Regions from separate parts of the Mus musculus genome. Here all the other regions are linked to region 1. A link is a loop called in an ENCODE intact Hi-C map of the cell type or tissue named here. Cell type or tissue: left cerebral cortex. All regions are shown on one strand.

Region 1 (8,000 bases):
ACAGAAAGACAAGTTGCTTTTCTCAAGTCTGACTGCAGGATGGCCATGCATGCTATGTCTGCCAACCTACCCAGACCAGCATAACCATCTGGCCATCTCCATATCCTACACAAATTACAGACACATAGTTTGGAAGAGCACTATGAGAAACAAACATTCAGATAGCAAAGCACCCACTGGAGCCCACCCAACTTGAAGAACTAAAGCTTGGATTGTGCAGTACAGGAGCACAATCAGAGAAGACCTTCCACCAAAGACACTGCAGGAGCTGTCACTGAGAGACGAAGCCACTGAGCAGACAGATGGCAACTTCAAATGCAGCTGGTTTCATCAGGACACATACCTCACCCATCTTGTGCTTTCTCAGCCCAGTCAGCCCTTCCTTCTGGCTCTGCTGCCACTCTGTTTATAGTTCTTTCTGACTACTGTGGCCTTCATTCACAAGGGGGAGTCTGCATCCTATTTCACTGGGCCCTTTGGTTTGAATTTCCTCAGCTAGCTGTCTGACCCCAGTCGCCAGGTTGCAGACACACCAAGCACTCCAATACCCCTTGTCTCAGCCAGGAGAGGACCTTTCTTTCCTCCAAGTCATCTTCCCACTCACATACAGGACTCCAGGCTTCTCCTTTTACCTGTCCTGGGACTTCGAGCCATCCGTCGCCCCTCTCCTTTGCCCTCAGCCTCTCCCTTTCTTTAGTGCCCTTTTCACTATAAAAACAGTATCAAGTGTCCCTCAATGTCAATAATGTGAAGAAAAAAATCTGAATCCTAAAATCAAAACCGTGAGCAATGTACCCTTTGGGGTTCTCTGAGAAGCATCTCTGCTTCCAAAGCCAGTTTGGACTTATAATGGTGTTTACTCAAAGAGATAAAGAAAAATGAAAAGTGTTATTTTTGTACTTAAATAAAGTTGATCATTTGGTCTGACATCTGGGAAGATGCATTTCCACCAGGAAGCGGCCTACAAGCATAAGGCCACTGGTGACACGCTGTGGCTGACATGCTCACTCAGCCAGAGGTCCACCTAGGACATTAAAGCCCATACCAAACCTCATACTTGATTGAAAGTTGCACTGAGCACTAGCTAATATGTTTTCACCAGCCTCATTATTCCCAATGTAGGGAAAAGTAATCCCATGGCCAAATCACTATATTGCATACTCTCCTACATCTCTAGGCTAGAGATTCAAGTTAAGCCTAAAATCACTTGCTAGTATTGAAGTGTAATGTTTGACTACGTCCTTCAGCAACAGCTCTTCTCAGCTTAGCTCCAGCCCTCCCCCAGCCCCATCACAATTAGGTTCTTGCATGTGCACACAAAAGAAGATATTCAGTGAGTCTCTTCAGCTACCTTTGCCTCCCCAAGAAGTTATGTGAACATTCCCATCTGCCTCTTAGATTTCCATGTCAATTTTAGAATTGGAATTTGATCTTTAAATAGTATTCTTTTAAAATAAATAAATAAGTCTCAAGGGATGTCACATCTACCTCTGTTAAACCAATCTGTCCAAAGTAGAGACAGTGTCGGTGACCACACCTGCACTTGACAGAGGGCCTGTTCTGTATCAGTCAGTCACAATACGAAACAAATGAGCCATATTGTAGTAGCTTCAATTGCAAGCATTTTCTCTGCTGCATGTTACCATTGGCTGTGCTCAGCTTAGCTGTTACAATGTAGATTCTGCTAAGTACCTGGCCACAATGCAGAATGGCTGAGTATGTTACTTCTTGGGCAGGCTGAGAAGGTAGTGACTTTCTTTAGCAATCACCAAGACACAACATCCTTTAGGTTCACAAAATCAACTATGAAGACCAAGACATAAGGCTACTCCCCTCACTATAAAAATGTGTGGCAAAGCCTTGACTATGGAATCCTGATATATGGGTTAAAGAATTGGGGCCAGACATGAAAATCATCCCGGCAGCCAGTGTGTTCCAGCTGTCTGAGACTGGGTGTCTCTATCACGTGGAGAACGTAAACCTTTCCAGCACTTACATGATGAGCCTGAGGCGGGAGCAGGATTAAGATGCAAACCTGGCCATTCAGTCCGTAGAGGCTGTGGAGTCAAGGAAAGAGCACTTGGACTTGAAGTCACATGCCCACTGCACTCACATGGATACCTAACCTGACACAGGGCTCACGGAATCCTTTGAAATCCGTTATCCATTGGATCTGATAACTTCCTCAGAAACGTGCCATTCCCCATGCCCTCTTCACGTCTGCACTGGGCAGACCACTGGTGGGACCTCTACAGCAAGCTGTGGGTGTTACTCTCCTGTCAGATATTAGCCTCCACTGGGCTTCAGTGTCCAACAGCCCCAGTTCATCTTTCTTGTCCCTGACTTCTTGCCCTCCTTACAGTATCCATTCCATACCTTGCCCCTCTCCACAACCCCTGACACCCTGCAGTATCTTTCAGCTTTGTTTGCAACCTTGCTTTCTACTTCACAGTAAAACCAAACCCCTCTGATGAAAACCTCTCCTCCTCTGCTCACAAACCCACCCCATCTTTCTCTGCTTCTGCTTCTCTTCCAATACTTCCCCTCCAGCTGAGAAAAGATCTTCTCTCCCACTCCTTTTCAGAGTTCACATCGTCCCTTTTCCCTTTCCTTAACTGATCCCTCCAAGCAGATCATGAGCAGCAACATTTAACCATGCACCAGTCTTTTACACCTTAAAAATAAATCCTTTCCTGGACCCAGCAGCCCCTCCCAGTTGCTGTTGCTGTGAGGTTTCTTAGCTATGATTTGGACAAAAATAAATCAAAGATGCTGGAACACATCACAAAACTATACAAAACTGTTCATAGCTGCCTTAGTCAGAATAGCCAAACATTGGACATGACTTTAATTCCCACAGTGAGTGGAGAAATGTGTGATAAACAGTGGATACTCCATGCATGAGGGCTGAATTGCTACTGCAGACCCACATACTTTCTGCGGGGAGCATACATTTCCCTCTACTCAAAATGGAGGGAAAGAAGTCAGATACAACACTCCGAGTTTGTATAAAATTCTCAAGCAGGCAAACTAACAGATCTATCTAGCAAGACGCCCCCTGGGGGCAGGGATTTAGAAAGAAACTGGATGCAAAGGGGTACAAAGTACCTTCTAGGGGTGATGGACATACACAGGCTGATTGGAACAGTGATCCCATTGGCCTATGCATTTCTCAAAACTCACTGGATGACACCACGTTCACATTGACTTAAACATGAGAGACCCACCCTTCCAAATTCAGCTTGCTAAAGTCACCAGCAGCATCTCTGTCAATCTAACAAGCATGTTCATGTGCTAGCCACTCTCCCCTAAAACTCCCATCTTCTCCAAGTTTCTGGGGCTCCATCTCATCTTCAGTTCACTTCTTCCCTTTCTGTCCAGCCTACTTCAGGAGAACACCTTCATCTGTCCCCCTAAAACACGAAGCTCCTCAAGGCCCACCCAGAGCTGTCTTCCCCAGTCCACATTTCTTACTGGTGACTCATGGTGATTTCCCTAGGCCATTCCTCCAAGCTTCGGACCTGTTTAGCATCTGCACTTTAGAAGACTCTAAAGCCATACACTGCATTCTTCTCTTCCTTCTAGAATAACAGAGGAAAAGGCCTTATGGATCCTACAGAGGGAGAGAAACATCTCAGCTTTAGCCCCTTTTGAAGACTGCTTGAGTATCTGGCCACAAGCCTGCTTTGTAAAACTCGCATCAATATAAATCCTTGGGAAATGGACCCTGGTAAACATTTGGGTCAAAATATCAAACGTACTCCTGCAGAATCCCACCCACAGAGCCATAGCCACCAGAGCAAAGTCCACCTTGAGGAAAGCCACACTAGTCTGATGGTACCTGATGCCAGCACGCTCCTCACAAGAAAGAAGAAGCAGAGTGGACGCACCGTCATATAGCAGGCAGGCCCTCAATGATCCAGTGTGATGATCACACCTACTGCTGAGAGAAGGCCCCCTCTTTACATGGCCTTGCCTGCTCCTGAGCCAAGGAAGGAATAATGGGGTGAGAAGGTGACAGTCCCTCCAAAAGTATCAAAAGTGGCTGGTCTTCTCATCCAAATCTGATCATTTTCCAAAGGCTACTGCCTCTGCGATGTCACTGATACCAGTTCCTCTCGGTGCCGATGTCAGGTGTCCATTCATACCAAGAGTCTTCAGTCCCCAGTTGTCATTCTCTGGGACTCGTCTCTCCCAACCAGTCCCACAGTCCCTTCACTTAAATAACTATACTGCCTGATACACAGTCTCCTCACTGGTGACCCCCTAGGCCATTTCCATCCTTAAACCAAAGAAAGCTTTTCAACGAACAACTCTGTACCCAGCTCCTACCTTGCTCGGAGCCCGCAACTGCTTTCGGTACTCTCAGGATAAAGGCAAAAATCTTGTGTTGTGTCAGCTAAAAATCCCCTCCCACATGTCCAGCTGACTCCTTTCAGCACAGACCTCTGTAGCTAGGCTCCCTCCCTCATCTCTCTCTTCTTGTTCACTCTCAGCATCTTCAAACCTCAGCTCTACAGGACAACCATTCTTAGCCATGTGTTCTCACAGATTAGCTCAACACTTTCACCCCTGGCCCCTAGCATCTGTCTCAAACATACCGTTGCCTATTCACACAAGGGTCAACTAATGCTGGCCATTCTTGTTTCTTATAAGCTACATGGTTTCAGGGGTGCAGCTGCTCAGCCCACCACTTTATCTGTATCACACCATGACAGACCTCGGGTGGAACTTAGTAAATGCTCATTGGGTGACTGAGTGAATAGATGAATGAGACCTTAGTCTAGTTTGTCTTTTCTGAACCAAGCACAAGCTGTGGCCTCCTCCCTAGTCGTTACCTTTCTGCATCTGCTTCATCACATTCGTTTTCTTTTATTTCTTTCTCTCCCAAATTTCCAGTAGCTTTACCCAAACACCTCAGCCTAAAACTTTTGCAGCCACAGTGCCACCTAGAGTCCACCCATGAGATGGGCCAGTAGCCAGAAAGTCCTGACTAGTCCAACCCAGTTCTGCTCTGTACTGCTCTGTACTATATTCTGAATCTATCTTCACCTCTTGATGCTGCACTTTTCTGGCTTTGAGATGACGTTGTTCCCTCAGTCCCCTACGTGCCCCATGGAGACTTTAAGCAGTGCAAGGAAGAATGTGGGTGGGACTTCCAGTGGTATCTTCCTCTGGCATCCCGCATGCCTGCCCTTTCCTGCAACTCCATCATTCTGTTCCTTTCCATTCACCTTTAGCCAATCATTTAACAGATATTACAATGTCACAATTGTTTAGTGAGAAGCAATCATGGTTAAGGGCCCATGCAAGATCTCAAATTTAACTTGCTGTCGCCAAGGAGATCATTCAAGAGAAAACAGTTGCTTCTCTTATGCAAAACTGCCAGCTTTTCTCTAAAATTATCATCCCTACTCTGCAGTTTAGATCAAGTATTTTTAAAGTCCACATGGTGATCCCATCACCAGATGCCCACACATAAGGATGCAAAGCACATCAAGGAGTATAATGGTAAGTAGGCAGAAACAACCACCCTGCCCCACCATTGAAGAATGGTGGGTAGCTGTGGCATGTGCAGCTCCATGCATAAGAGTATGTGGTACATCAAAGCATAATAGAAAGTAAGCAGAAACAGCTAACCTGTCCCACAAATGAAAACTGGATAAGTAATTATGGGATGTGCAACCTCTAAAATTAATGCACAGGAGTGTTTTTACCATAACACGAAAGCTGCTTTGTATGCTAAGTTCAGAAAAAAAATACAGAACTTTAACTTGTATGCAAAGTGTTGTCTCCACCATGTAAAATAACAAAAGGTGTGGAAAAATCTAGTACAGCAAGATATTCTCAGTAGTTATCCTGGGGGGAGGGTCTTGTTTTCAAAAATCTCCATAGTGAGTTTAGTTTAACTCACAGTAAAGTGTTACAATAAATCTGAAAGAAAAATTAATATGAACTATATATAATAAACATATATTTGCGTAGTTTTCTGAATAATCTTTCAGAGACTCAAAATGTCTCCAGACATTTCTTCTCCAGAGTTCTGAGGTCTTCTGAGACTTCCCAGATTCAAAGTCAGGAAACTCAGGAGCCTCTGCATAGCCAGGGCCTCAGCCAGCATCTTCTGGGTGCTTAGCAATATGGTTGGACCCCAGTGATAGGGAAGAGACCTCACCTGCTGTGCTGCAAAGGAAGCCTCATCTCAGTCTTGCTTGACTGCTTCTCCTCACCATTGCTTTGAGACTCTCTTCAGCGACACCTTGTGTTGTGATCGTGTAATCACACAACAGGCACTGAGTGGGTCTCTGTAGAACCAGGCACCAGGTAAAACATTAGAAATCTGCTGAATCCGAATCCCTCCATGCTTGGTGCTTGCAATTACCCTGCTTCATTTAAGCTTCACTCAATGAGGAAGAGGAGGAGGAGGAGGAGGAAAAGGAGGAGGAGGAGGATAGCACTATTATAACCATTTATAGAGAAGAGAAGAGAAGAGAAGAGAAGAGAAGAGAAGAGAAGAGAAGAGAAGAGAAGAGAAGAGAGGAGAGGAGAGGAGGGGAGGGGAGGGGAGGGGAGGGGAGGGGAGGGGAGGGGAGGGGAGGGGAGGGGAGGGGAGGGGAGAGGAGAGGAGAGGAGAGGAGAGGAGAGGAGAGGAGAGGAGAGGATTCTGGAATAACACTAATAGAATACTGGGGTTTTTTTCTAAGTTATCTCTCACCGGATACAAAGATGGATTAGTATTAAGAATTGTACTAATAGGAATTAGTATGGGTGAGGAGTTGTGGATTCCTCAGAAAGTTGCACATAGTACTACTGGAAGATCCAGCAATACCTCTCCTGGGCATATACCCAGAAGATGCTCTAACATGTAATAAGGCCACATGCTCCACTATGTTCATAGCAGCCTTATTTATAATAGCCAGAAGCTGGAAAGAACCCAGATGTCCAGAGGACAACAGAAAACAACAGAGGAATAGATACAGAAAATGTGGTACATTTACACTTAGCTATTTAAAACAATGAATTTAGGAAATTCTAAGGCAAATGGATGGATCTGAAGGCTATCATCCTGAAATAACCCAATCACAAAAGAACACATGATATGTACTCTCTGATAAGTGGATATTAACCCAAAAGCTCAGAATACCCAAGATACAATTTGCAAAACACATGAAACTCAAGCAAAAGGAAGACCAAAGTATGGATACTTCGATCCTTCTTAGAAGAGGAAACAAAATACCCATGGAAGGAGTTACAGAGACAAAGTGTGAAGCAGAGACTGAAGGAATTACTATCCAGAAACTGCCCCACTTGGGGATCCATCCCATAAACAACCACCAAAAACAGACACTACTGTGGATGCCAACAAGAGCTTGCTGGCAGGAACCTGATATAGCTGTCTCCTGAGAATCTCTGCCAGTGCCTGACTAATACAGAAATGGATGCTCACAGCCATCCATTGGACAGAGCACAGGGTCCCAAATGAAGGAGCTAGAGAAAGTACCTAGGGAGCTGAAGGGGTTTGCAGCTCCATAAGAGGAACAACAATGTGAACTAACCAGTACCCCCAGAGCTCCTTGGGACTAAACCACCAATCAAAGAAAACACACGGAGGGACTCATGGCTCTACCTGCATATGTAGCAGAGGATGGCCTAGTTGGTCATCAATGGGAGGAGAGGCCCTTGGTCCTGTGAAGGTTCTATGCCCCAGTATAGGGAATGCCAGGGCCAGGAAGTGGGAGTAGGTGGATTGGTAAGCAGGGAGAGGGGAGAAGATAGGGGGGGGTTGGAGGGGAAACTAGGAAAGAGGATAACATTTGAAATGTAAATAAAGAAAATATCTAATAAAATGTTTTAGATATATATTTTAAAAGAAAAAAAGAAAAATAAAGATATCCTGTATGCCTGGATGCTGCTGCTTCTGGAAACCAATGTTTATCATATAAAAATCTGAGTGCCGCATATGGAATACTTTCTTATGAACCATTTGCCAGGGAAGCCCC
Region 2 (8,000 bases), 220 kb before region 1:
TCTTCCAACAGACCGGAGCCCCGCCCCAGAGAGACCCCCAGGTCCGACAGGGACATCCAGCCACGCCCCAGCGGGCTCCCAGCATCTCGCGCCTGGAGCCCTGTGCTCCAGAAGATCCTCGGTGCCCAGCTGGGGGCTCCCCGCCCTGCTGAGGGGGCGCTGCCCAAGAGGGACCCCCGCGTCCCGCGGGCCCCGGCAGGATGCACGCCGCCCTGGCGGGGCCGCTGCTAGCCGCCCTCCTTGCCACCGCCCGCGCCCGTCCGCAACCCCCCGACGGAGGACAGTGCCGGCCGCCTGGATCGGTGAGCGAGCACCAGCCCTGCCACTCTCCCGCCTGCCTGGACACTCCAGCCTGAGGGGCCAGGGTTTGGGACCAGCCTTCTCCATTCAGCCCACTCGCTCCACCTCCGCCCTCTGGGCACAGCCTGGGCTCCCTTCCCTAGCATCTGTCCTCCCGGACTCCAAGTCTGAGCCCAGCCCAGATGGTTCCTTCTCCACTCGCGGACAGTTTCCCCTAGACTTTTGGTCTTGGTTGGATGGATCCCCTCTCTGTGTCCGCTTCTAACTCTCCTGTCTTTTATCCTACCTTTACCCTTTGGTTGCCTTCTTCTGACTTCATCTTCCCAACACCTAGTACCCTTTTCTACACCCTGACTTCCAACCCTTTTGCTGTTTCATTCACACAGTGCCCCAGGCCAGGCATCCCTCCCTCTCCTTGACCCTTTTTCTGACCTAAGGCTGGATCCTCCAACCCTGGTGCTCATTCTCACTCCTCTCCCTCTGTACCCCAGACCCTACCCAGTACCGATTGTCCCAAATGCCCCTGTTTCCTGAAAAGGGTAAGATATCATAGGAGAGAAACGGAAATGACAGGATGAACTTGCTTGTCTAATATTTTCCTAAGGGCACCAAGTAATTATTGCTTCTCCCAACTTTCCTCTCCAAACCCGGCATCTCTTGATATTTTTTCCTGCAATGCCCTTATCTTCAAATATAGATTAATGCGTTGGCAATCATCCTGAACTAGATGCCAGGAGACGAGAATACTGTTGCAGGATCTTCCTGTGCTACCCTATTAGCAGGGCATAGGTTGGCCTTGGGCAAGGTGCACAGCTAGCAGTCTGCCTTGTGCAAGAAACCAGCTGGATAGCTGGTAGGCACTGTCTATTGTGCATTCACATTTGTAAGGTTTGTTGGTAAACTATGGTTCTGTGTCCACCACCCACAATAAATACTTTTCATTTGTGCCAGAATCAGGGAGGAATATGTTATGAGTTGACCTAAAGTTTGTTAAGTGGTCAGTGGTCACTCCAGGGACTTTTCTAGATGGAAACTGACTTTGCTTGGGAGATAGTCCCCTACTCCTGTTTCTTTCCAAATCCTAATTGATACTGGAAAAAACAACCATAGTGTGTGCCTAGGTCACAGACAAAGACAGACTTGGAAATGGAGAGCTAGGCTCACCTTTTTGGTGGGGGGAGTTTAGAAAGCACCCAGAATATGTATGCTTCCTGGGGTTAATTCTATGAAATCCTCTCCTCCCACACCAGCAACTGAGACTTGCTTTGGCTTTGCAAGATTTTAAAACCCTTTCTCACCTATGGTCTCAGTGAGTGGAGCAAAGTAGCTAACACCCGTGACCTGCCCTCCAAGAAGAAAGCCTTACCCACCCGATGAACGGGAAGGAGCTGCTGAAATAGGTGTGCTATTTTTAATAGGTGTTCTGCTTTCAGAGTACTCTTGGCATGTGTCTTCTAATGGCTGTATTTAAAAGTTATATGACTTCCTCTTTTCTTGCCAGAGCAGGACTCTTGGTCCCCCCCCCCCCACCCTACACATGAAACACCCTGGTGAAGGTTTGGCTTGGCCAAGCATGAATGTTCTCAGGTGGTGTGGCAGCCCTTGGCTTTCACAGTGAAAGCTAGTCATAAAGAGAGCCTCCTTTCGTTGCCCACTTCCTCCGTGCCTGGCACCACTCTGAGGGCTTCAGATATGTATGTTCTGTTTTTCACTCCTACCAATAACTCCCATTCTCACCCCCATTTTGCAGAAGAGGAAACTGAGTCTGGGAAGTAGAATGATATACTACAAATTATCCAACTAAGAAAGGACAAAGCCAGCATTTGAATGTGGAACTTTTAGCTTGGAAAGCCCTTGCCAGCGGGCCTCTGCCTTCTGGCCCCATCTACCCCTGCAATCTCTCAGTGCCAACCCTGGCTCTGCCCTGCTGCCTTTGGCCTCACTGATCTGCCTCTCTTCTTCTCTCTCCATGTAGCAGAGGGACCTGAACTCCTTCCTGTGGACTATTCGGCGCCATCCTCCAGCCTACTTGTTTGGCACCATCCACGTTCCCTATACCCGAGTCTGGGACTTCATCCCTGATAATTCCAAAGCAGCCTTCCAGGCCAGCACTCACGTCTACTTTGAGTTGGATCTGACAGATCCCTATACCATCTCAGCCCTGGCCAGTTGCCAGCTGCTGCCCCATGGGGAGAACCTGCAGGACGTGCTGCCAAGGGAGCTCTACTGGCGCCTGAAGCGCCACCTGGACTATGTGAAGCTGATGATCCCCTCCTGGATGACGCCAGCACAGCGCGGCAAGGGGCTGTATGCTGACTACCTGTTCAATGCCATTGCTGGTAACTGGGAGCGCAAGAGGCCCGTGTGGGTGATGCTCATGGTGAACTCCCTCACGGAGACAGATGTGCGCTCCCGAGGTGTGCCTGTGCTGGACCTCTACCTGGCCCAGCAGGCTGAGAAGATGAAGAAGAGCACAGGGGCTGTGGAGCGGGTTGAGGAGCAGTGCCATCCTCTCAATGGGCTCAACTTCTCCCAGGTAAGAACCGACTTGCCAGCCTAGCTAGCGGTCGGTCCCCAGTGTCTTGGTCTTAGTCTCTGATCTTTGTCATGCTCCAGCAGACAGCCAGAGTCAGGTCCCATCCTCCCTGTCTCTTACCCCAAGCAAAAGTATCTCTCTGGTCCTGAATAGCACTGGGCTGCTCTACTGGGGTCAGGGGAAACTACTACATGCCAGAGTTTGGGTGTTTCTTTCCATTTCAGTGGTTCCCTGTTGGGGATATCCACTCTCCACCTGCTGTGCTTGCCTGAGCAGAAAGAATTTCCCTGGGAGCATCAGAGTGATTCAAAACAGAAGGAGGGAGTTGCCCATTTGCAGCAGTCTTCCCCAGGCCCTGAGGGCTTCAGAGAACAGGGCTGTCCTGAGGCTGCTTGGATACACACCTGTGGGTGTGTTTATAGAGACTACACAGAGGTGCCTAGCCTGTGCTGTCAAGGAAGGTTTTGTGGACTTGGCCTCCACCAGCACTGCTTTGCTGATTAACACTAAGTTCTGCATGGTTCCCTGGGCCTTTGCTAAGCTCTGTGACTCTGGGGCTGCCTCCCTAAGACGGGGGGGGGGGGGGGGGGGAACGGACTTCCAGTCAGCAAGGAGAGTTTGTGGGTTATAATTTCAGAGAAATGTGTTGTCTGAAGTTTGGCAGTTCTGATTTCTGAACCTAGGGAGTAAGGGAGAAAGGAGGGGTTTAAGAAGTTTAAAGTCTCTGGCTGTCAGAGACCTGATTCAGCTAAATTCATTAAAAGCCTGTCCCCATGGGCAGAGGTCATTCACAACTCACTAGTCCCAAACTCAACTCAGAGGCCCTGGGAACAATAAGTTCACATCTGTGCCTAGAGAACGGAGCTGTCAACCCACGATGGGAGCTCCAGGACTTGGGACTCCTACAAGGAGGCCCAGTATAGGTTGATGCTCTAAGCAAAGTGTGGTCTCATGACATGTGTGGTCATCATTAAGGAGAAAGACTCATAAAAAGACTGGACCCCAGACTCTATCCCTGGAATCAGACCCAATTGCTCCAGAGATGTTGCAAGTGCGTCACCAGGGAACTGCTGTTGAAGCCGATCCCCCTTCCGAGATCTCTGGCCTTTGTTTTTCCAGGGGAAATGCAATATTGTCCCCAGGGAGGTAAGAAGCCAGATTGATTTGCCGGCCAAATGAAAGGCTGGTTTGTGAGTTCTCCTGCTGGCTCTCCCATAATTGTGGAGTCCTTACCCAGAGGGCCCGGTGGCAGGAATATTGGGGCAGTTAGTCACGCCCCGCAGGGTTCTGACTATGCCTGCCTCCATCTCCACGGGGAAAATCCTGTGTATTCTCTGCCCCAGCGCCGAGCCCTCTGAACAGAGCGGCACTTTGCTTCTGAAGTGACTTTCCCCTTGCCAGCCTCGTGAGCTGATATTATCTGTGGCAGAGGGGCCCCAGCACTCACCGCCCATCTCATTTTGGAGGCAGTTTTGTGGGAGGCCTCTCTGCCCATAGTCCTCATGTCTAGCCCCCAAAGATATCTATTTTAGGTTTGGGAGGTGAGGGATCCACTATCACTCTCTTTGTACCAACCACAGGGGAACCTGACAAGGGCTGAAGGAAGTATTGGAGCTCTCTGGTTAAACAGTCCCTGGCTTTAATCTGTCTCTCTTAAAACAACAAAACTATCTTTCTTCGGGAGTCTGGAAACACTGCTGTTCAACCAAATGACGGCTCTGGTGGGTTGAAAACATTTGCTGCGAAGTGTGTGAGCGTATGTTTTAAAGTTACTGAGAACCGTTCATCGGCCAGTGAGGAGCCTGCTGACAGTCTCCAAAGCCTATGTTTGAAGATCAAACAGACTCCAGTTTCTGTTGCAAAAACACTCCCACCCCACCACCAGCCTGGGCCCGCTCTTCAAATTGTTGGGTCCAGCCTCTTGAAAGGGATGTAACAAACAAGTCTCAGGCAAAAGAAAACAGGAGTCCACTCCTTTCCTAATCTGCACACCCTTCACCACCTGCCCAAGAGCCTGACGGCACCAATTTGTCCTCATATCATCTTGGAGTGAAGTGATGAAACCCCTCCTTTATCCTCTTGGGCAGCCATGGGTGAACTGGGAAGAGAGGGAATCCAGAGCCTGGGCAGATGGGGTCGGTAGGGATCTCCAACCTGAAAGTCAGAAATGCCACTGCCCTCTCAGTAAAATTGTATGCATGCATGCACAGTGTGATAGGAACATCTGTGATGCGTTATTGGGCTGAAATATCTGTTATGTGCATCAGATTTTTATTTTTTCTTTCCTTGAAGCATTACTGTTATTGCAAAATCGGGGGGTGGGCAGTGAGCAAGGAAGATGGGAGGAAATGCTTCAAAGACAGCTTTTATGCTAAAGCCTGAGATTTCAGGTTTAATTTTATGTATTTTTTTTCAGGGTCAAATTATGCATTTCGCTTACTAAGTAGAGAACAAAGTTTCAATTGGACTTACGGGGCCAGAGAATGGGGGAAGCTTGGGAAGTTGGTAATTGCTTAGCTCGCAGGAAGAGCAAGCAGGTCTAGTGAGAGGTTTTTGACCTTTGATTTCAAAAATAAACTCAAGGTGCTAGATTCAGTATCACTAAGATTCTACCATGTGACCTTGGACAAGTCGGTTCCTCTCCTTGGGCTCAGTTCACCCTGCCTGTGAAATCAGACACCAGGATTAGGTCATCTTTCATGCCCCTTCCAGCCCTGACATTCCATAGGACCATTCTAATCAATTGCACGTGCCAGGCACCCAGCAGGAAGCTCCATGTGCATTTCCATCTCATTGAATTCTCCCTGTAACCCCTTGGCTTTCTAAGGTGGGCACCGAGTATGGTTGAATGACTTGCCCAAGGCCACATGGCTAATAAGGAACAGAGCCAGTCTGTGAGACTCTAAATGACTGAAGAACTTCCTATATGTGGTTTCTGTTCTTGGCAGGGAGTCTTAGTGGGCTCCAGGGCAGGGGATAAAGATTGCTACATGAGAAGTGGGCATGCCTGTCTTTCAGCAGCCATATCCACTGTCCAACTGGTGCTAGACAACATGAAGCTGGACTGTGTAAAGGATGGGGGAGAAAGAACACAGTCCCATAACTGCAGCTCTCCAGGAGGCCGACCGAGGCAGGAGATCATAAGTTCAAGCCTACCTCAACAGCAGAGTGAGTTCATGGCCAGGCAACTTAGTGAGACCTTGTCTCAAAATGCAAAGTAGAAAGATGGTTAGCTCAGTGATAAGTACTTACTGGATGTAGAACACTAGACACTAGATTCAATCTCTAGTACTACAGAAAGTGTGAAGGTGGCAAGCCCCTGCTTTTGGAAGCCTGGGGTGTTTAAACCTTTAGGCCAGATCTTATGACAGTCTTAGGACCTGGAGATCCTTATCAGCTTTGCTTGCTTTTTCCAGGGACTGATACTTGTTGCCACTACTCTCTCTGGGGCAGTGGTTCTCAACCTGTGGGTGGTGATCCCTTTGACAAACCTGTAACTCCAAAAAGTTTTAATTAAGATTCTAAACAGCAAAGTTGCAGTTATAAAATAGCAACAAAAATGATTTTATGGTTGGGGGTCACCACAACGTGAGGAACTGTATTACAGAGTCAGAGCATCAAGGTGGGACTTTCAGTCCTTCCTCTTCTGTCCACTCTCACTATATGGTGAAGGCACTGACTGAGAAAACTCTGAGTTAAGTGGTCTTTCTAGGTTTGGTGAGAGAAGAAGGATCACACTACTCTGTCCACTGCTGGGTTTTACCATCATGCCCTGGCACTATCTGGTGTCTGAAAGCCATAATTGGAGTCTGCTGAAAGTGCACAAAATATTTGTGAAATTCTTCAGTCTCTTCCTCAGTGAGTTAGAAATCACAGAATCAATTGCTGAGCTCTATCTTTGTGCTGGGTTTAACATTGGACCTCAACGTCCCTAGGGAAGTGCTAAAAGCTTTATTGTCATATCTACTGTAAAGACAATAAGCTAAGACTTGAAAAAGTTGGGTCATTGGCTTGATCACATACACAGGACCAGGGGATCAAGAACAACCATTGCTAAAACCTATACTCTTTAATCTACAAGGTGGTTTGATTTTGTTTTGTTTTGTTTTTCATAGTTCATGATATTATCTGGTGAATATATATATATATGCATGTATAGATATATATGTGTGGTATATCATTATGGATACAGTAAAATATAAAATACAAAAAGAAAAAAATAATTTTAAAGTACTAAAGCTTTCTCCCTCTGGCTTAAAAATTAAATCTTAACATATTCCAGTATAGGAGTTCCCAAAGATGTTCTGGGTATCATCTCCCAGAAGTTCATCTCCAGCTTCCCACGAGACTACTGTGAAGATAGCCCTCTAATTTAAGCTAAACCTGTAGAGTTAATACTGAATGGTCTTCTGAGTTTACGTATAGTCAGAGCTTCTGTATATGTGTCTGGTTAATTAATAGATAAAAAGTGCATTCTAGATATTTTCACAATGAATGATAACTGATGGCCAGCAGCCTATGATATGCATCTTTTATTCCCTTCTATAACCCAGCATGGGTGAGAAAATGAATGTATAAAGGAAGGATGCATAAATCACAGCAACAGGCCTCCCTTTGTAAACTTCAACAGCTTCATTGCATCCTGTAGGGACACAAAATAGCAAAATCATCAAGTGAGTTGTTCTGGTCCCTAAGAGATACTACAACAAAACATCTTACACTAAGTTGTTCATGATTCTAGAGGCTTTGAGGTTGACGATCAAGGTATTCAATATGTGATGAAGGCTTGTGCTTCATAGATGGAACTTCTGTGGTGACATAGATAAAACCACATGGTGATAAGGGACAAGAGAGAATGGTGACTTTCCTTGAGCCTCTTTATTAGGTCAGTAATTTGCAAGGCTCTGTCACCATGACTCAATCTCTATCAGTCAGAGCCCTATCATCACTCCAGGGGTTAGGTGTAAGCATGTAAATTTTGGAGAGACACAGACATTCAATACATATAGTATAGGAAGTTCTGATTCAAAGCAAGCATGCCTTTTCTACCTTGCCAATGATGTGAGACTAGTCACTTTCCTTCCACGAGCCTATGTTATCTCTTTTTTCCCCATCACTGTATTGAGCTAGGCACTTTCCAGTGCCAACTCTGTTCTGCCTTCTG
Region 3 (8,000 bases), 170 kb before region 1:
TGCAGGATTCACAGTAACCAGGAATGATCTAGCCTAGATACCACCCACAGATCAATGCAACAAGAAAATGAGGTATATACTCACAGTGGATGCCAGGCCGTAAAGAAATGAAATCATGACATTCACAGTAAAAGCCCCATGCTAAGCAAAATAAGCCAGATTTGGAAACATAATGCCTTGTTTCCTCTCATATGGACAGCTTAGATTTTAAGATATATATGCTTGTATGTGTGTGTGGTGTGTCGTTGGGGGAGGCCTGCACAGGTCAGAGGAAATCCTCTACAATCTATTCTTTCCTTCTTTTATTGTGGGCCAGGGATTGAACTGGGGATGTCAGACTTGTCTGAAAATTCCTTACGCCACTGAGCTTAAGGGAGGTGGGATATTGGGTAATAGAAAAGCAGTAAAGAGAACTGACTGGGAAAGAAGGGAGCCAGTGGTAGGGGCGAGAGGGTAGAATTTAAGGGTCCAGGAGAAGAACACTATAGAAGGAAAATGTATGGAGATTCTATGGTGAAACCCCATAGTTTGAATGCTAACATGAAATTTTAATTTTCAAGAGTGAAATACTTTAAAATCACTTTCTCAATTGCACCAGCATGTTTTAAGGACCCAGTAGCCATGTGCATGTGTCACATGTATTGGAAACCTTGGGCCCAGAACATGCCTGTCCTTAAAGAACTAGACAGTCTAGCCTGCCTCATAGTTTGTCTACTGCTTATGAGAAGTTTGAGCCAGCCGATCCCCATGGTGCCAGGTTACCAAGATGTTGTGGCTCTTCTACCCCTCAAGAGGCATATTGAGGGCCAGAAATGGTGGGTAGGAAGCTCAGCCAAGAGATAAGATCTCCCGAATGAGGATACAGGAAATGATTTTCTTCAGGGGCACATTTAAAGCCTAAGCTAACATTTAAAGGATATAAGGTGCCCAGTTACATTCTAAGTAGAGTGGCCTGGATGACAGTGTGTCCCACAATTCCAAGCTGATGGCTGCAGAATGTGTTTGCGCACATGGGGTACTTCCAGAAAGTCATTACTACCAGAGCAAGGTCGAGAACAACAGGGACTCCCTCATGAAAGGCATGGAATGGCTGGAAGGTGGGAGATGGCCTTCCCTTCTACTCCACTGACTTCCACCTCTGCTCTCAGAGGAGCTCAGACCCAGGGGCCTTGCTGAATGACCAGATCACATGACTTGAGCCACTTCCAGGACTTTGGACCTCAGTAGTTGCTAGAACGCCTGTTTTCTAAGCTGGTTACTTGACAGCTATGAACTTGTGTAACCCTTGCCTGACTCCAGCAGCCCCTGAGAGATAGGGACAGTTTATCCCCATGCTAACAAGAAGAAACAGAAACCTTCTCAGAGTCCCTACCCTCACCCATGACCACTTGTCTCTGACCATTGCAAGTTCTGATATATCATGGCTGTGACTGGATGAGCTACATTCTCTTGGTAGCTTGCTGTCTCGCTCACAGGCTCCTCCCTGAGCTCCTTTGCTCCTGTGCTGAGCCTTTGCATCATTACCCATCATGGATAGTCACCAGCACACATGTGAGCTGTACGATCCTCTTCTACAAACAACTTGCTTGGCCCAAGTTCCCTCTCAGCTCCTCCCAGATCTTGCCCTACCTCCCAATTCCCTATATCGCTCAAATTCAATGAGTTGGACATCCTCACAGTCTCTCCTTTCCTCCTCTCCCCTTCTCTACTCACCTCCCCTAGTCTTCTCAGCTCAGCTCCACTACCACTGCTGCCCTGGGATCACTTTTCCTAAATTTGATCATGCATGCTCTGTTTGACATACCCTCCCTGTCTACACTTCAGATACTCCTACCCCCTTCCAAAGCCTTCAATCCCATGCTGGCATGTCACTTGTTTCAAGTGTTTATAATATGGCACCCACAAAGGTCTTAGGATTTGGGCCAGGATTCACAGGAACTAGGTAGATCTGAGCCAACTGGAAACATGGTGGTTACACCTCACGTTATATTACTAATACTGATCTGACCATCAGGAGCCTTAAGTTTAACATGTTTATGACCAAACTCCAATTCAGTCTTTTCCCTCAGGTTTCTCAAAACCTCCCCTCCCCAAGTTTAATCTCGGTGAATGCTTCAAAGCCAAAGTGCAGGAGCTCACCTTAAGCTGTGCCTCTCTGCCCCAATACCAGACTATGCAGGAAGGCCAGCTGCAATGAGTACTACTACATCCTGCTTCTGCTACCTTCTCCAGTACCATCACCTCATCCTAGCCCCCTAGTAAGTACCCCTCCCATGATGCTGCTTCCTCCACAGCTATTTTGTAGAACCCACAACATTGAGCTAGGTCAGAACTTACTTTTCACCAAGAATCAAGGCCAAGGCCTGCAGTGGACTCCAGGCTTTCTGTTGTTGGAGCCTGGTAGATCTCTTTCTGACTTGCCACCCTCTCCACCTGGCAGCCTCTCCATCTTCCTCTAGTTCTTTTGCTGTTCTGCTACTCCTCAAAGGAGCTCCCATTCTCCCCTCTAGGCCCCCTACCTGGCAGCTCATCTCTGAATCATCACATGGCTGCCCTTCTTTAAAACATCTAGTCAAAATATTCCCAGGACATCCTCAGAAAGTAGCTCTACTATCCCCGTGTCCCTTTTCTCTGCTTCTTCTTCTTTCATGGGAAGGAAACAGATGGGGGCAGGTTGTCATGACCTGACTTTCTGAGCTATCTTTTGCTACCATAATAAACCATTCTAGACTTAATGGATTACTGTCTCCCATCCAGTTCCTAAGCTGTCAGCAAGACATTCTGGCAGTGGGCACTCATTTTGTAAGTTCTCCAGTGCCCTTGGCTGTAACTACTGTGACATGGAAGTTCTGCCCTATGGCATACTCTCAGGGGCTCACTACATAGTGTCTCCAGAAACATGGCTCCTTACTCCAGAAACTTTACTCCTCATAGTACCGCCTAGAAATCAAACAGTGCAAATTCTGCTGGTGTCAGAACCTTTATTCTTGAACCCTGAACCAGAAAACAGACTTCCACCTCAGTCGAAGTAGAAACTAATATCCTAAACAAGATCACCTCTCTTGATGAGAACAGCCCCAAAGATCAGAAGTGGCCCCTGCAGTCTGCTTCTCTAACCTTCTACCCTGGTCATCTGTTGCTTTGTGTGTTTGTATGATTCTCTGAGATGCAGGCTCTGAGCAGGCCACAGCCTTCCCTTCCTCGTTGCTTACCCTGTTCATAAATCACCTGACAAAAACATAATGGACAGAGCAGTGGCCACATGGAGAACAAGCCACTTGTTTCTTTCGAATGTTAGGTTCCTTTGGAAACAGTAGAAATAACCATTATTTTTGTTTTGTTTTATTTTGTGGAGCTCTGGAATGGTCCAAAGCCAGAAGAACTAAAAGGACTCCAATTTGGCTCTAAGATTCTGTAGCTGTGCCTTTCTTTTCCCCACCAGGAACTCCACCTTGCTTTTATTTCTCATCTGAACAATTGTGCCAAGAAGACCATGAGCACGGCCTTTGGACGTCCCACAGTGAATAGCCCACATCAGGGGATCTGCCTGTGGTCTGACAGTGGGGCTCTGGATTAGTCCCTCTCCCTCTCTGGTCCTTGACATCCTCGCTACTCAGCGCCCTAGAAGTGACAGAGGAGTGGATGACTTGCAGCTTTTCTGAACTCTTTTCCAGGACTAGGGCTGCCTGGAGGCTAAATGGGGAATTAGGCTCTGTATGTATGCTGCCAACAAAGGAGTCATGCTGTCACACAGCTGCTCCTAAATCTGTCCTTGGTGGAGCTTTAGAGAGGAGGGAGGGGGCAAGGCATGGCTAACCATCGCCTGCACTGTGCTCCCTCTTCACATTCTCAAGCTGACAGTGGCCTTGGCCTGCATCAAGCTGAAGGACAGGGGATTGCTAGAGTGAGCCAGGAGCTAAACACTGATCCATGGGGCTCACGATACAGAGATGTGGAGTGGTCTACATCCCCGAGGAAGGAGCTATGCTCCTGCCCACCTCTGGGGCTATGGCTTTTTCCAAGCTGACTTTCCTCATAAATCTTAGGCCCCCTGGTCTTTCTCTTTCTTGGCGTCTTCTGTTTGACATGGACGGTATTCAGGGAATTGAACTCTAAACCTTGGCTGGCCGTGCCATACACTTTACCTTCAGGTGGGAGGGCTGCTGGTGTGAGTTCCAGGAAACTTAAGATATACTCTTCAGTCTACACTGAGCCTGAGCACATAACTGCTTGGGTACTGAGATCTGGAAGAGGAGAGAGAGTAAGTGTGGGAGGGGGGAAGAGGAAGAGGAAGAGATAGAGGAGAAAGCCAGTCTATAAGGCAGGTCCATTTTCGTATGAAAACAGTGCAGGGAATTGTGGGAGCATGTAGCTCAGGACAGCCAGAGTAGAAGCAGTTATGCAAGTGCCAGGAGTGATAGGAAAGGTATATAAATAGAAGGAACAGCATGTACAAGAGCCCAGGAGACAAAGAGGAGTATCATGAGGCTCCCTGGAAAACACGGAGGTGCTGGAAGCCACAAAAAGAGGTGTGGAGGAAGACTATTCCAAGAGAGGGACTAGTGTGGGTTAGGGACATTGAAGTACAAAATGCTGGGGGAGGTGGATTACGTGGGAGTGAATATGAATACAGTGAGCAGGGAGGGAGCGCTCAGGCCTTGGTGACATTGGCCTGATGGGAGGTAGCAGACACGGTTTAGAGAGATGGGAATTAAGAATTTGATAGAAGATTTTTTTGCAGTTTCCAGACACTAGACAGTCATATGTTTTTACCAGGCTTTGTAGATGGTGGGAAAGAGAATCGTGTTAGCCTTTTTCCATAAAGTCCAGTCCCAGCCTCACACAGGGACAGGAGCCCCTTGAGTTGCTTAACACCTCCCCCCTTTCCTCTCTTTCTCTCTCTCTCTCTCTCTCTCTCTCTCTCTCTCTCTCTCTCTCTCTCTCTCTCTCTCTCTCTCTCTCTCTCTCTCTCTCTCGTGTGTGTGTGTGTGTGTGTGTGTGTGTGTGTGTGTTCCATGTCTACCAGGTCCCAGACACTGGCTCACAGTGGCTCAGCCAGCCACCTGAGGGCAGCTTTGTAGAGTGAAAGTAGAGGGACGCTTAGTAGAAGGAGACCAGGTGTTACTGTGCATACATTAGATGGTGACAGGATGCCTGCTGTACCAGCCTTGGGAGATCATGTGTGTAACCAGACAGGAGTGGGCGTGACAGTGGAGAGATGTAGACTGAGCTGTTCCCAAGCCTCTCACAGTCTTCTTCAGAAAAGACACGATAAAGTACGACACAGGGCAGGGCTCTGAGACAGTGAGACTCCAGAAGATGGGAATGAGCTGGGTGAGGCAACGGAGTCACCCAGGACTCTAATCCTCCTGGCCCCTCCATTCAAGTAACTGTCTGAGAGCCAGACGTTTCTTTGCTTCTGGGTTCTGGGTTCGTCTTTTGTCTCAGCTTAGCCCTGGCTGTGTAAGCAAAGGCTGCACAGACTTTACAGGAAGAACGTCTCTGACAGGAACAAAACCTTTGAGGAGGAAATCAACTGTGCTCACAAACCTACCAGCCATCAGGTCCAGCCAAACAGGGAAAAATACCAGGCTGAGGGACTCCAGCTTTTTAAGTTTGCCCTTAGGGAGTTGCCTGGACAGCAGTTCCAACAGGGATGTCAGCAACAGACTTGTTTGAAGAGAGATGGGGTTTGTGTTAGTCCTTGAAAGGAGCCAGAAGTTAGACACATAGATGGACACATAACCGTACCAGCTCAGGGTGAGGGCCTGAGGGGCATCTCATCCGCACTTTCAGAGTGGTCCATGTGCTGCCCGTGGGTACCAAACTAACTAGTTTGCAGACTAACTTCCTTCTGGGGAGTACCACTCAGATCTTTTCAAAATATAGGCCTCAGGTACCTGAGTGTCCCCTGAGGGAGCTTTGCCCTCTTCTCAGCATTGCTGGAGGCAGAGAAACAATTTTTTCACAGGGTCTTGAGCTCACCCATTCCAAGTATAGAGCCCAGAAGCTGAGGAAAACAGAAGGCAACTTTTGTGATCAAGAAGTATGTGAGGGGAATATACCGTACAGGAGATCTGCTATGAATGCCATTAGGTCCTCACCAGAAACATAGCGTATCACCCCTATTTTACAGACGGCAACATTAAAGCTCAGAGAAGTTACCTAGCTTTCTCTCCAGGTAACAATGCCTATTGATGTCACCAAAGGAGGAGCTGAGCTTGGGTCACTCTAATTTCAGGCTCTGAGACCTTTCCTCTGTACTGCACTGCTTGCTGGCCCCATGCCTGTCACTATTAATATGTGGTGTGGTAGAGCTGAGCCGTAGTTTCTCCACTGGCAACATGGGGGTGACTGCATACTGGGGACTAGAACTGTATTTCTTGAATTTGACTGTGGCCATGAATCACTTGAGGACCTTGTTAAATTACAGATTCTAGTTTATAAGGTCTTGGCTGAGGCATACCCATGTGCCCAGGACACTGTCAGTCTACAGAGCACATCCTGAGTACCAAAGGCCAGGCCATCTCTAATGGCTTCCCATCCACCAATATAGATACAGACTGGAGTGAAGAGCAGACATCTTGTTCAGACCACATTGATTCTTGGAATTCCTGCCTCATCTATTCAGCTTCTTGGAAGAGACCAGGCAAGGAGGAAATTTCTTCCCCTCACCTTACAGATGAGGAGTCAAGTTCTGATTTAAAACCAGGCTTGCCCTACTGTGTCACAGCCTGGCCCTGGCTCAGCACCCTTCCTTGTCTACTAGGTATCCCTATCATATGTGCCCTACTTTTTTCCTCCTGACAGTGTTGAAGCATCCTTCATGGCTTTAGGGATTTTCTGCTACAGGTGGCTTTGGCATGTGTCTGCTCCTCACAGGAAGCCTGAGACTGGATGGAGCCTTGCTTTCTGGAGGGAGATTCCAGAAGCAGGCGTCAGCTCCACCAGGGGAAGCCAGTCCTCCTGCCTGCAGGCTGGCTCCACCCCAGGACTGGGCATACCATGCTCGTGGGATGGCTTTGGGCTTGTTACTTGGAAGCGTAGATGTTTGCAAATGGATTTATGGTTCCCATGTTTACCATATTGTCAAGGAAACAGGGCTGCAAGAGACTGAGTCACCCAGAGCAGGAAGACTGAGCCTAGCATCTCGGGTGGTCTCCACCACCCAAGCCCAGGGACCACTGTTCACACATGCCAGAGAAAAGGCCAAGTCAGCCCTGTCCTGCAGCTCTAACTGGAACACACCCCCTTTACATAGTCTCTTATCTTCTTTTATCTTCTTGCCTTTCTCTATTTGTAGTTTTTCCTAGACCTCCAAGATACTTAGAAAGAGTTCTTTTATACGAGTATGTACATACACACACACACACACACACACACACACACACCATCTGCTCTTGCTGTGAAGGGTGTCTGCCTCATGGTCATATAACCAACCCTACACTCGCCTATATTGCGCCTGTGTGTATTTTCATGCTATGTGATCCTGTCTTCATGAGGATTTTGCTTATCATCCACTCTTTGATCCTAGGAGCAAGGTTTTATACCCAGCTTATGCTTCTCAGTGGAATACATAGCTACCATTTAATAATGGCTGCTAGACTGAGCCTTCTAGAAGAGGAGGAGGGATGGGGACAGGGATTCTGACCTCATGGAAATCACCTTGGCTTCTTTCTTCTGTGAAAACCATTGAGTGCTTTAATCCCTCAGGGATGCTCAGCTCTTACCCATAGTTAGCAGCCTCCTGACAGGATCCAGAAGTGCTGTGGGTGAATTCTCAGTGAAGGGGTTATAGAAGGACAGGCCTCCATTGGGGCTGCTTAGACTAGCAGTCCTACTATGTGGAATCTCCCTAGCAAACCAAAACAAGTGAAGACAAAAACTTTCCTAACTAGGAGCCAGAGTCTGTGGGAAGGAGCCTTGAACCTTCTCCAGGTGCGAGGAACACTCAATTCCTGCAGCCTCCAGGACTTGACCCAGCATATTCAGAACACAGT

What was found. Hi-C counts contacts between places; a loop is a spot of excess contacts. Peaks named below come from ENCODE experiments on the same cell type or tissue, not always from the same donor. Only the 100,000 strongest peaks of a DNase experiment are listed, where the experiment ranks them.
Region 2: a loop joins it to region 1, with 2.8 times the contacts of the local background. A loop is called at or near these places in 19 of 42 quality-filtered maps.
Region 3: it touches region 1 in a loop (2.4-fold over the local background); 8 of 42 quality-filtered maps call a loop at or near these places.

The regions. Positions count from the first base shown.
Region 1 is chr4:114,631,095-114,639,094 of GRCm38, forward strand. All of the region lies in intron 1 of Gm33655 (a long non-coding RNA gene), which reads right to left. Among named protein-coding and RNA genes, the nearest start is that of Gm12829, 45 kb to the right of the region's middle. In left cerebral cortex, CTCF peaks have their summits at 3,070 (motif pointing left), 4,955 (motif pointing left) and 6,267; DNase peaks (open chromatin) are centred at 329, 2,711, 4,489, 4,680 and 3 more places; H3K27ac peaks cover 1,010 bases.
Region 2 is chr4:114,406,618-114,414,617 of GRCm38, forward strand. It overlaps Trabd2b (TraB domain containing 2B), which reads left to right and starts at 107. Exons shown (of 7, transcript NM_001085549.1): 1 at 107-302; 2 at 2,276-2,836. The coding sequence starts at 201. It overlaps Gm33710 (a long non-coding RNA gene), which reads right to left. Exons shown (of 4, transcript XR_376557.3): 4 at 7,354-7,478. In left cerebral cortex, no CTCF peak of the experiment used is centred here; DNase peaks (open chromatin) are centred at 178, 365, 1,075, 4,221 and 1 more place; H3K4me3 peaks cover 1,500 bases; H3K27ac peaks cover 2,201 bases.
Region 3 is chr4:114,456,104-114,464,103 of GRCm38, forward strand. The region is part of intron 2 of Trabd2b (TraB domain containing 2B); the gene reads left to right. Among named protein-coding and RNA genes, the nearest start is that of Gm33710, 35 kb to the left of the region's middle. In left cerebral cortex, a CTCF peak has its summit at 3,720; DNase peaks (open chromatin) are centred at 3,712, 4,507, 5,186 and 7,001; H3K27ac peaks cover 4,100 bases.